Linked DNA regions of Mus musculus: regions 2 and 3 are each linked to region 1. A link is a contact called in ENCODE Hi-C or POLR2A ChIA-PET data. All regions are on one chromosome and are shown on one strand. Each heading gives the region's core, a stretch centred on a gene start or an enhancer-like site at or near the end of the contact. The rest is flanking DNA. Distances are from core to core; before and after follow the strand shown. Region 1 holds the start of Btbd19 (BTB (POZ) domain containing 19). Region 2 holds the start of Toe1 (target of EGR1, member 1 (nuclear)). Region 3 holds the start of Nasp (nuclear autoantigenic sperm protein (histone-binding)).

Region 1 (3,250 bases), core at 711-3,210:
GTATTTCCCTTTGTAGCCCTGGCTGTCCTGGAACTGGCTTTGTAGACCAGGCTAGCCTCAAACTCATCAAGATCCATCTGTTTTCTGCTTCCTGAGTGCTGCGATCAAAGGCTGTTGTCAACTCTTTTATGTACCTGAGGCTGGCCTTGAACTCCATCTCCCTGCCTCCAACTCCGGAATGGTGGGATTATAGGCATGACTACATTCACTGTCTCCCTAGGAGACTATAGGCATATATACCTTGTCTATAGCCACTCCATAGCCCTTTCTTACCTGTACGTTTGGAACAAGTAGGTCAGATTGGGGCTGTGTGCCTACTAGGTGCTTAGAGCCGGTTAAGAGCTGTGAGAGACACAAGCAAGGAAAGGGGCTGCTTAGTCTATGGTCATGGAACCTCTACCCAGTGTTCCTTTCCCTTGGTCACAGGAGGCTAGATCCACTTCCCCTTTCTCCTCCCACTTGACTTCATCAGCAGAATGGGGACATGAAGCTGGTTTCTGGGTTTCTTCAATAGCCAGAAGGGACAGACCCGACTCCATCACTCCCACAGCTCTCTGTAGCCTCAGAGGTAGAGAACTTAATCATCTTCCCTGCTCTGTGTACGGTGGGACTTTTCTCCCTCTCCACCGGCTGCATCTGGAGGTGGGAGACATGGGGAGAAGCAACTTCCATCGTCCTGCTTGGGTCTCTAACTCCTTCGGAATCACCTATGAGACGGATGCCCTCTTCCCCTGAAACTCCCGCAGGCATCTGACTCACCTGCAGCCTTTGGCCTCCAAGCTCTGCTGGCCCCACAGTCTTCACTGAGCTGGCCTGACAGGCCTGTGGGCGAGGAAGGCTTGTGTTGTGCAGTTACCATGGGGCTGTGGCAAGCACACCTCTCCCTCCCAGAAATCCTTCCCCTGGCCAAACTCTGGAATAACCTAAGTGTTCCTGCTATGGGCACCTGCAGAAAGGAGGGGCGCTCTGAGTTACCAGGGAGAGAGGGTCCACGGGGGCTTGGAGTTCTAGGGCATCACAGGCTAAGGGAGCCGGTGCCGAGAGAGGTGCACTGTTCAGAAAGGTCCTAGTTTCAGAGCCACTATTTCATATGAATCTCTCCCTGCCTCTTCACCCTTAGCTAGCCTCCTCTAATTCACAGGTCCACGAGAGGAAAACCCACCAGGGGGCCACTGGATCTGGCCTGGCCATCTGTGAATAAGTCACGGGGGGGGGGGGGGGCTGGGATATGCTAAAACCTTGAGATTGCGGGGGCAGCTTCTTAGGAATTTAGTATCTGGGCTCACAGGAAAGAGCACGTCATGGTTCAGCATTCTCCCCAGCAGCCTCAACAAGGACAAACATTTCCGCTTCAGGGCAGGGTGGGGCTTGGATGACTTCCTTAGTTCAGAGCTATGTGCTGAAGGGAGGCCTATTGGTTCAGCGGGAAGGACCCAGGCCTGGCATGGCCATGACTCAGTGATTCTAAGTCCGGTTTCTTAACCTTTGCTGACCTACTCACGTGTCTGGGACCTGTAGGCAGCACCTCTTTCCTTAGGGGGATTGCTTTTCGGGGCTGCCAGAGGCTGCGCTACTCCTGTTAGAACTGACACCTCACCTCCCCTGCTCTGGGAGGTGTGGGGCTGCCCCCTCCCAGGCAAGCTAAGTCTGAGCCTTGAAAACCACACTTAGGTTTGAGAATTTTCCCTGATGGGGTGATGTCTCGGGTGTTTCTAAAATGCAGCCGTGGGAAGGGATTAGAAAAGCAGAGGCCTTGGATTCTGAACTCAGTGTAGGCGGGGAGCCAGCCAGCACTAGGGCCCTCAGACTCATCTTAGGGCCCTTCTACTGCTGATTTTTTTCCCCCCCTGGGCGTATAGGGAGATGGGCGGGGCCTCCTCAGGCTCAGCTCCAGTTTCTATGGAAACCCACAGGCTTCCCACCCAGCTGCTGCCTGGGCAGATTCCCAACCTGGGCCTCATCCACCACCAGCCTCTCCCGGGATCATAGGCCTTTCTAGCCCCAGCTTCTTCTCTGGGTCCTGTCTGCATCTGCATCCCTTTCCTGAACCTCAGGCCTTCTTTAAGGACCTGGGCCTTTCTGCTCCTATATTTTAGCTCCTCGGCAAACAGGCCTCCAGCTCCTGCCCTCCCTCTCAGGTCTTTCTTGGCCTGGCTAGGCCTTCTAGACTGTTCCACCCTTTAACCTACTGCCCACTGCACTTATGGAGAACCCAGGACTGGTGGTACGTGGGCAGGCTGCACCCTTTTCCACAGCACTTCGAAGCCTCATCAACAACCCCCAGTACAGGTGAGGCAGTGGCCCCCTGGGGGGTTTTCCCTAGCTGGCCTGTGAATTTGAGGAGGCTAAGGGCAAGGAAGCCCGGGAAAGAACACTTGGCCTCCCTGGGGAACTCAGTCTGTGAGGAAGTCAGCTATAGAGGAAATTTACTTGTCTGTGGCCACACTACCCTGAGAGTCAGAGGCGGGGGTAGTGGCAGATAGAAGGGAGGGCAGCTGTGTGAACTCAGGCAATGCCTGAGTTCTCTGGCTTCTCCTCCACCCCCTCGGCCCTGAAAGATGGGTTATGATTTGATTCACCCCCATTGGGCTTTCGACTGAGCACTGGAACGTCTTATCTTGAAGAGACAGAGGTATGGATGGCTCTAGCGATTCATAAGAGGAACGAAGCCCAAAGGATCGAGCCGGAGACCCAGACAGGAAGTAGTTCAAGGTTTCCGACCACCCACTGCTTGCCCAAGAGACTAGTGCTGTCTGAAACCAGGAATAGAGTTCACTGGGGGCAGGGCTGGTCATGGGAGACAAGAACTCTGTTTCCCATCCCCAGACTCTCAGAGGCTGCCCTGCTCCCCAGGGTTAAGACTGCCATAATTCTCGGTTTTTTGAGGACAGGGTGCCACAGTCTGGCCTGAAGAGTGGAGCCTTAGGCAGGAGGCTTTGGAAGCTGAAGCGCTCGCTGCTGCCTCCTACCCCTACTTAACACAGAGGCTGGGGCCGGAAGTGATTATGAAGATGGAAAATGTGGTCTCACCTCATGATGGTGATCACTGTCATGTCTGTCTGCAGTCAGTGTGCTCTGTACCCCACATCCTCACACCCTCCCACAGGAAGAAGGGTAAAAATGCTGAGTTGGCATTTGGTGAAGGCGTCCCAAGAGGAGTGTCCTCTCCCCCAAGATTCAGACTGGGGAGACATCAACCTGGCTTGCATGAGCTCTGCTATCCCCCTACCCCCCCATCCCCCCGCCCCCT
Region 2 (3,649 bases), core at 637-3,136, 320 kb after region 1:
TTCTACTTTAAATGAAACAGCATTTTGGAAGCTAAGCTGGATGACTATGAACTCTGGTTTCATCTCAAACAAATAAACCAACCAACCACAAGCCTGGGAGTTGAGAAGATAGTTCAGTGGTTAGTGATAATTAGTTGGATTTCCAGCACCTCATAATCATCTGAAACTCCAGTTTCAGGTGATCCAACACCTTCTTCTAGCCTCATGGGCACCAGGGACCCTCCCTGTGCACATACATATATTCAAGAAAATACTCATATATATCAAATAAACACGGACACAGGGACCCTGTGCACATATACAGGAAAGCAGTCATATATATTAAACAAACAAAGTAAAAGTTAAAAAAAATCCCACAACTTTTGAGTGGAGATGTTGGTCAGTTAGTGACTGTCTAGGGAACATGAAGTCCTGGGTTCAATCCCGGATCCCACGTGGCTGCACAGTGGGGGCTCATGAGTTTTGATCATAGCATCCATATTGGACTGCTCATAAACCAGCTGTGATATCAGCCCTAGGCTACGGCCAGGGGGATTAGAGGGCTGTGAGATCTGTGTTGGAGGGTGGGATCCGACTGCACTCACACACACGGACCCACGCAGAAATCATACACGGAATTAAAAATAGTAACAAACCTTTTTTGTTTTTGTTTTTTGGAGACGGGTTTCTCTGTGTAGTTCTGGCTGTCCTGGAACTCACTTTGTAGACCAGGCTGGCCTCGAACTCAGAAACCCACCTAATCCGCCTGCCTCTGCCTCCCAAAGTGCTGGGGCTAAAGGCGTGCGCCACCATCGCCCACTACAAATCTTTTTTAAAAAGTCAAACTAGCCGGGCGTGGTGGCGCACGCCTTTAATCCCAGCACTCAGGAGGCAGAGGCAGGTGGATTTCTGAGTTTGAGGCCAGCCTGGTCTACAAAGTGAGTTCCAGGACAGCCAGGACTATACAGAGAAACCCTGTCTCGAAAAACCAAAAAAAAAAAAAAAAAAAAAAGTCAAACTAGAGTGGTTGTGCACACCTATAACCCAGCACTCCAGGTGTGGAGATTGCTTTTTGTTTTGTTTTATAGAGACGAGAGTTTCTCTGTGCAGCCCTGGAGCTCACTCAGTACACCAGGCTGGCCTTGAACTCAGAGATCCGCCTGCCTCTGCCTCCTGAAGGATGAGATTATTGTCAGGCACCATCCCACCCAGCCTGAATTTTTAAAGATAAGTTTGAAGCCTTTTATCTTTTAAGATAAGGAGAAATCTAGGTCGGTGGAGCTAGAGAACACTTCCTAGGATGGGACTGAATTCCGACATTGTTACCACCTACAGGTCAAATTAAGACCTACCAAAACCTTAACTCAAGTGCACATTAATACTTGGGTGAATTATCTTTAAAACGTTCCTGGTCATTTTACCACTTATCTACCTGTGTCCTGTAGAACGCTTCCCTCTCACTTCCTTATCTTTCTGGACTTGTGTCCATGCTCAGGACCCCTTTACTCGGCCGTGCACCCCTCTCTCCCGAACTCCTAGGCTTGCTTTAGCTCAGCGCAGGAGGCATTCTTTCCCCAACCCAGCGCCGAGAAGCCTGCGCTGCCCATGCCAACCCTGAGTTTGTGTAAGTGAAACGATCGGCTGTAATTTTAAGATTCCACGTTCCCGCCACCACAAATGAAAGCACAGATTACCTCCTGCGCAGTCTCCGACCGGCCGCTCCCAAGAAACCCCGAAGGGGGCGTGGCTTCGGTCAGTAGGACCGTCCAGCCAATAGACACTCAGCGCGCGCAAGGCCCACGCTCCGCACCCCGCCCGACCACTCGGAACGGAAGTTGACCCTACGGGACCCAGACGCCGAGACCCCGCCCCATCCTAGATCCGTGTCGCTTCTGGAGACGAAGCGGAAGTCTCTGCGTACCTCCAGAAGGCTGGCGAGGGGCGTCATGGCCGCGGACAGTGACGATGATGTGCCTCCAGTTCCAACGCCCTCTGACGGTGAGCGGCTCCCCAGGGATGGCCACAGAAGCCTAAGGGGTCCTGGGGAGGGAAAAGCCTCGGCCCGGTAGCTCGGAGACAGGCCTGTAGTTCTTCTTGCCTCAGCTATCTTAGACTACAACTCCCAGTGTGCAGCGCGTGCAACTGCAAAACCCGAACTGTTGTAGAGTGGAGCAGTGAGGTGGGATGGGTGGTGTGTTTTGGACGGAGCCGGTGGTTGTCAGTCGGTAATACCAGAGTGCGTAGTCGTCCACAGTAAGTGGAGCTTGGGTTTAACTTTGGAGCACTCCGGTAGCTGTTGAGGCATCATGTATATGTGGCTTTATGGGATCGGTTTGTGTTTGAGATAGGAGCATGCTCTGTAGGCTAGCCTTGAACTCGTGGTCCTTCAGCCTAATGCTCCCTAGTCCTGGGATTACAGGCTGGAGGATAAAGAATCCTCAAAGGTTATCTAGTCCACTTTTCTCCTGATCATGATGCAAAAAAGAAATGATTTCCCAGTCCCACATAAAGGCACTAAAAGACACAGATGCCCTTTTTCCAAATTTAGGGCACTGCCCATTTCAGAGCTTGTGTTTAGAGCTGGTAGATGTAAAATCTTTAAGTGAAAGCTTGTCAGTGGGCACCCCTTTGCCCACATCTAGCTTGGTGTTTGCTCCACAGGGACCTTGTGAAACCATCTAAATCCATCAACGCCCTTATCCCCAGGTGGTGTCAACAAAAACACACAACCTGCAGAGGAGTTTGTGGTTCGGGTTCCTGTGGTAGACGTGCAGAGTGACAACTTCAAGGAGATATGGCCATCACTCTTGCTAGCCTTAAAGACAGCTAGCTTTGTGGCTGTGGACACGGTGAGGAGTGGGAGGAAGGGAGGGCAGGTGGCTGTGAAGTGTTTGGTGATGGGTGTGGAAAATAACCACACTTCCTTTACCCACCCATAGGAGCTGAGTGGGCTCGGGGATAGGAAGAGTTTGCTGAACCAGTAAGTATAAGCCTTGCCTGTGATCCCAGCTCTAACAAATATGTAGGTCTCAACCCAGAAGCTAGGGACTGCCAGCCCTGGTAGTTTGGGTTCTTTGTGAAACTAACTCATGCCCAAACCCAACTCTAAGGTGCATTGAGGAACGTTACAAGGCCGTGTGTCATGCTGCCAGGACCCGTTCTGTCCTGTCCCTGGGCCTCGCCTGCTTCAGGCAGCAACCAGATAAGGTAGGAATTACCTTCATCCCAGGTCTGAGGGAGGCATGGGGCCTGAGAGTTGAGATCTTAATGGTGGAAATTTTTCCTCCCAGTTTTTGGTAAAGTAGATCCTCATGTTTTTCAGGGTGAAAATTCTTACTTGGCTCAAGTGTTCAATCTCACCCTGCTATGCATAGAGGAGTACGTTATAGAACCGAAGTCTGTGCAGTTCCTGGTACAGCATGGCTTCAACTTCAACCGGCAGTACGCCCAGGGTATCCCCTACCATAAGGGCAATGACAAGGTAGCTCTCCAGCTTCCTCTGGCCTTGAGTTCGAGTCCCGTGTGGTTTATTTCTTGCTTGCATAGGCCTGGGGGGTGGGGGGTGGGGGACATGTGTGTGACAAGGCTCGAGAAACAAGACCTTTGTGGAAGGGGCAGGGCGGGGTTAGATAATGAGGCGGTGCTTCCCCAGTGGGAAACCTGGTTAAGT
Region 3 (3,619 bases), core at 518-3,017, 500 kb after region 1:
TCTGGCAGTTAACTAAAACATGTAACACCAGTTGCTGGAAAGGTGGGTCATCAGTTAAGAACACTTGTAACTTCCGAAGGACTGGAGTTTGGTTCCTAGCACTTATATCTAAAGGTTCACAACTACCTGTAATCCCAGCTCTAGGGGAATCAATTTCTCTTACCTCTATTTCAACTCACAATCACAAATCTATATTTGTATACATAATTTAAAAGATCAAAGTTTGTGGGTTTTTTTTTGTTGTTGTTGTTTTGTTTTGTTTTTCTGAGACAGGGGTTTCTCTGTGTGGCCCTGGCTGTCCTGGAACTCACTCTGTAGACCAGGCTGGCTTCGAACTCCCAAGTGCTGGGACTAAAGGCATGTGCCACCACTGCCGGACAAAATTTTTTTTTTTTTTTGGAAACAAGATCTCACTATGAAGCCTTGGCTGTGTTGGAATTCCTTACATAGATTAGGTTGCCTCAACAGCTTCTGCCTTTGGAGTGCTGAAACAGGTGTGCTGTCTTAGAACTAGCTCTGTAAAACATTCTGGGTTCAAATCCAGGGAGACCAGTCTGCCTCCTGAGTGCTGAGATTAAAGGTGTGTGCTAGGACTGGAGAGATGGCTCACCGGTTAAAGAGCACTGGCTATTCTTGGAGAGGAACAAACTATCTGTAGTTCTTGTTCCAAGGGTTCAGACACCCTTACACAGACATACATGCAGACAAGATACCAATGTACATGAAATACAACTAAATAAATTATAAAGGTGTGTGCCATCATACCCAAGTTATTTTTTTTTTAAGATTTATTTATTTATTATATGTAAGTACACTGTAGCTGTCTTCAGACACTCCAGAAGAGGGCGTCAGATCTTGTTACAGATGGTTGTGAGCCACCATGTGGTTGCTGGGATTTGAACTTCAGACCTTTGGAAGAGCAGTCGGGTGCTCTTACCCACTGAGCCATCTCACCAGCCCCCCCCAAGTTATTTTTTAAAGGAACCCACTTATTTCTATTTATCCATTTTTAGTTCTTTTTTTTTTTTTTCATTTTGTGTGAATAAATGCTTTACCTACATCCATGTCTGTGCACCATATGCATGCCTGGAGCTTAACGAAGTGGTGAGGCGCCTTGTGGGTGCTGGGAATTGAAACAGGATCCTTTGCAAGAATAACAAGTGCTCCTAACCTCCTAGCGAATTTTCCAGCCACATTTACTTTTATTTAATGTGTATGAGTGTATCTGCATACATAAATGTGTACCATGTGTGTGCCTAGTGGCTCTGGTGGTCACAGGAAGGCATTGATTGAATGCCCTTGAACTGGAGTTACAAAAGGTTGTAAAAGAAGGCGTGTGTGGTGCTGCTCACCTGTAATCCCAGCCCTCGCAATCACAGGCAGGCAGATGTCTGTGGGTTAGAGATCAGTGGGTCTAAATAGCAAGTTTCAGGCTAGCCAGGGATAGACTGTAAGTCCCTACCTAATATATATGAAAGAAAAAAAAAGAGAGACAGCTAAAATATTTAAAGTGTTTTAAGTACAGGATTTAACTTAACAACTTGGACGTGGGTAAAGTAAGATGATGGCAGCAACGGATTGGATCAGTCAAAGGCGGTGGATCTAAACACCCGCATCCCTTTGCCCCTCTAAGAGTTTTGAATCAAGCGCGATAGTTTTATCTGTAGCCAATCCTAGAGCAGCATCTTGTTTCGTCAGTAGTTGCTGAGGCCCAGAGCCACGCGTCTGTCTGGTCAGTTCTAGCCGTTGCTGCTGTACTCGTGCTCAGCTCTTGCGTTTCCATCCGTTAAGACTGAGAGGACATAGGGAATACCTGTCACCTTCTCGGGTATCCCCGTCAGAAAGACACCTTCGGGACTACTTTTTCCACAGTCGCAGAGACTCACTGGCTCCACTTAATTGTGGAATCTCTAGGCTGGCTCCCATTCAGAAGTTGTAGTACTGAGATTTTGCTTCTATCACGACTAGCCACAGAAGCAGGAAATTGTTTGATTTTTGTTTTCTTTTTCCTTTCTATCTTACTTTCTTTTTCTTTTTTTCTTTTTTTAAGGAAAAACGGGCTAGGGCGGGAAGATACCCAAACGGGAAGGGATACAGGGCTGTGTCCTTGTGACAGAAAGGTGTTGAGTCCTAGTCCTTTAAATCCGAGGGGGGAGGATCCGGAAGTGGATGGGCGGGACAAGGGACCTGGTATATAAGAGGGCCTCAACCGCGCGGGGTCTCCAATCTGCCATTTTCTCTACCTGAGTGAGTCTCTGCTGTCCGGAATTCTCTGGTTTTCTTCGCAGGCAGTGTTCTGCCCACTGGCCCACCACCTCAGGGGAACGATGGCCACAGAGTCTACAGCCGCTGCTGCCATCGCCGCGGAGCTGGTTTCCGCTGACAAGTAAGCGGGACTGTGGCGAGCTTGAGGCCAGTCCTCAGGGAGAGTCCGGGGACTTGGCTTCCCGGGCGGGACGGGCTGGTGGGTGGGACAGCTGCCTTCCCCGGAACAACGGCGGCCGTGCGGAGAGGGTTGCTCTGTGGAGAAGCCCTACTTGCGAAGAGCTGGCGCGCCAGCGGTAACGGCGGGTGGCTGGCGCCCCCTGCCCGGCTTTTCACGGCCGCCATCTTGCCGGGGGCAGCGGTGGCTGGCTCCATCGCCGGCCCCTTTTTTCCACCCCTTGCCCGAGGTTGCCGGTAGGTAGGCGGGGCCCGGCTCCAGTCGGTCCTTGAGCCCCTCCTGATCGCGCACTCCTAGGGTGCGTCTCTGTAGAGAGTCTGTAGACGTACCGAGAAATTGGCCAACAGATTTGGCGCCAAAAAAAAAAAAAAAAAAAAAAAACCCACACGAGGATGGAGGCTTGGAACAGGGGACGCGGGTGGGTGGGGCCTCTCAGAGGGCGGGGCTTTGCACGCTGATCGTCGTAGTTTTGGCTCTTAGGAGTGGGCGGGGCCTGTAGGAGGCGGGAAAACTCCATTGTTTGGAGTGGATGCTGCTTTTGCCGGGTCGGTGGGGCGCAATGAATTTTATTATATACTCACTACCAGGTTTACAGTAATCTTGAGGGTGGCTACGGGACTGAAGCTTTGTAACTCTTAACCTTTGCGGAGAAGTGTCTTGATTCGTTAGGTTTTCGGTATGTGGGACGGGGATTTTGTTGCTTCAAGGGACACTTTACTTGCGTAGTGTCTTCGGTAAAGGCTGTATGTAGCTATCAGTCTAGTGTTTACTTGCTAGATGAGTTTGCTAAGCGAAAGGACCCCAAAGGAGGAATGCTTGATTTGAGAGCTTTAAAGTGCTAATCTAACTTGATCTCTCCCATATGCACAGAAGCATTCATCAGTTCGAGGAAAGAAGTTATTTTCCATACAGGTTCGATTTTCCAGTTTACCTTGCCTTTTTTAGGTCCTGGATTCTATTTTTTTCTGTCCCTTGAGCATTTTTTTTTTTTTTAACCAAGTTTTGCCTTGGGTAAAAGTAAAGGTGTCTGTGAGATATTTGATTGGTTTTTCTATAGGTTTATGTTTTAGATGACGTTTCACTCCGTACAGTTTACCCTATCACCTTTTGGTTCCTTTCCTAGTGGGTTCTTGAAAATCAGTGGGTCTCTAACCACTCAACCATTTGGGAAAGTGC

What was found. A loop is a pair of places that touch in the nucleus more often than their neighbours do. ChIA-PET counts read pairs that join two places held with the same protein, here RNA polymerase II (POLR2A).
Region 2: POLR2A ChIA-PET joins it to region 1 with 10 read pairs in Patski. The contact joins the promoter of Toe1 here to the promoter of Btbd19 in region 1. POLR2A ChIA-PET finds 5 or more read pairs at or near these places in 2 of 5 experiments (Patski and embryonic stem cell).
Region 3: a map of regulatory T cell shows a loop between it and region 1 (4-fold over the local background). The contact joins the promoter of Nasp here to the promoter of Btbd19 in region 1. A Hi-C loop is called at or near these places in 1 of 37 maps with a recorded cell type or tissue (regulatory T cell). POLR2A ChIA-PET finds 5 or more read pairs at or near these places in 1 of 5 experiments (embryonic stem cell).

The regions. Positions count from the first base shown.
Region 1 is chr4:117,124,368-117,127,617 of GRCm38, reverse strand. It overlaps Btbd19 (BTB (POZ) domain containing 19), which reads left to right and starts at 1,960. Exons shown (of 8, transcript NM_001384196.1): 1 at 1,960-2,289. The coding sequence starts at 2,204. Tctex1d4 (Tctex1 domain containing 4) reads right to left here and starts at 805. Exons shown (of 4, transcript NM_175030.2): 1 at 760-805; 2 at 530-636; 3 at 274-342.
Region 2 is chr4:116,805,796-116,809,444 of GRCm38, reverse strand. It overlaps Toe1 (target of EGR1, member 1 (nuclear)), which reads left to right and starts at 1,886. Exons shown (of 8, transcript NM_026654.2): 1 at 1,886-1,977; 2 at 2,686-2,828; 3 at 2,919-2,959; 4 at 3,090-3,186; 5 at 3,302-3,460. The coding sequence starts at 1,926. It overlaps Mutyh (mutY DNA glycosylase), which reads right to left and starts at 1,711. Exons shown (of 16, transcript NM_133250.2): 1 at 1,674-1,711.
Region 3 is chr4:116,626,099-116,629,717 of GRCm38, reverse strand. Nasp (nuclear autoantigenic sperm protein (histone-binding)) reads left to right here and starts at 1,767. Exons shown (of 16, transcript NM_016777.3): 1 at 1,767-1,828; 2 at 2,289-2,386. The coding sequence starts at 2,328.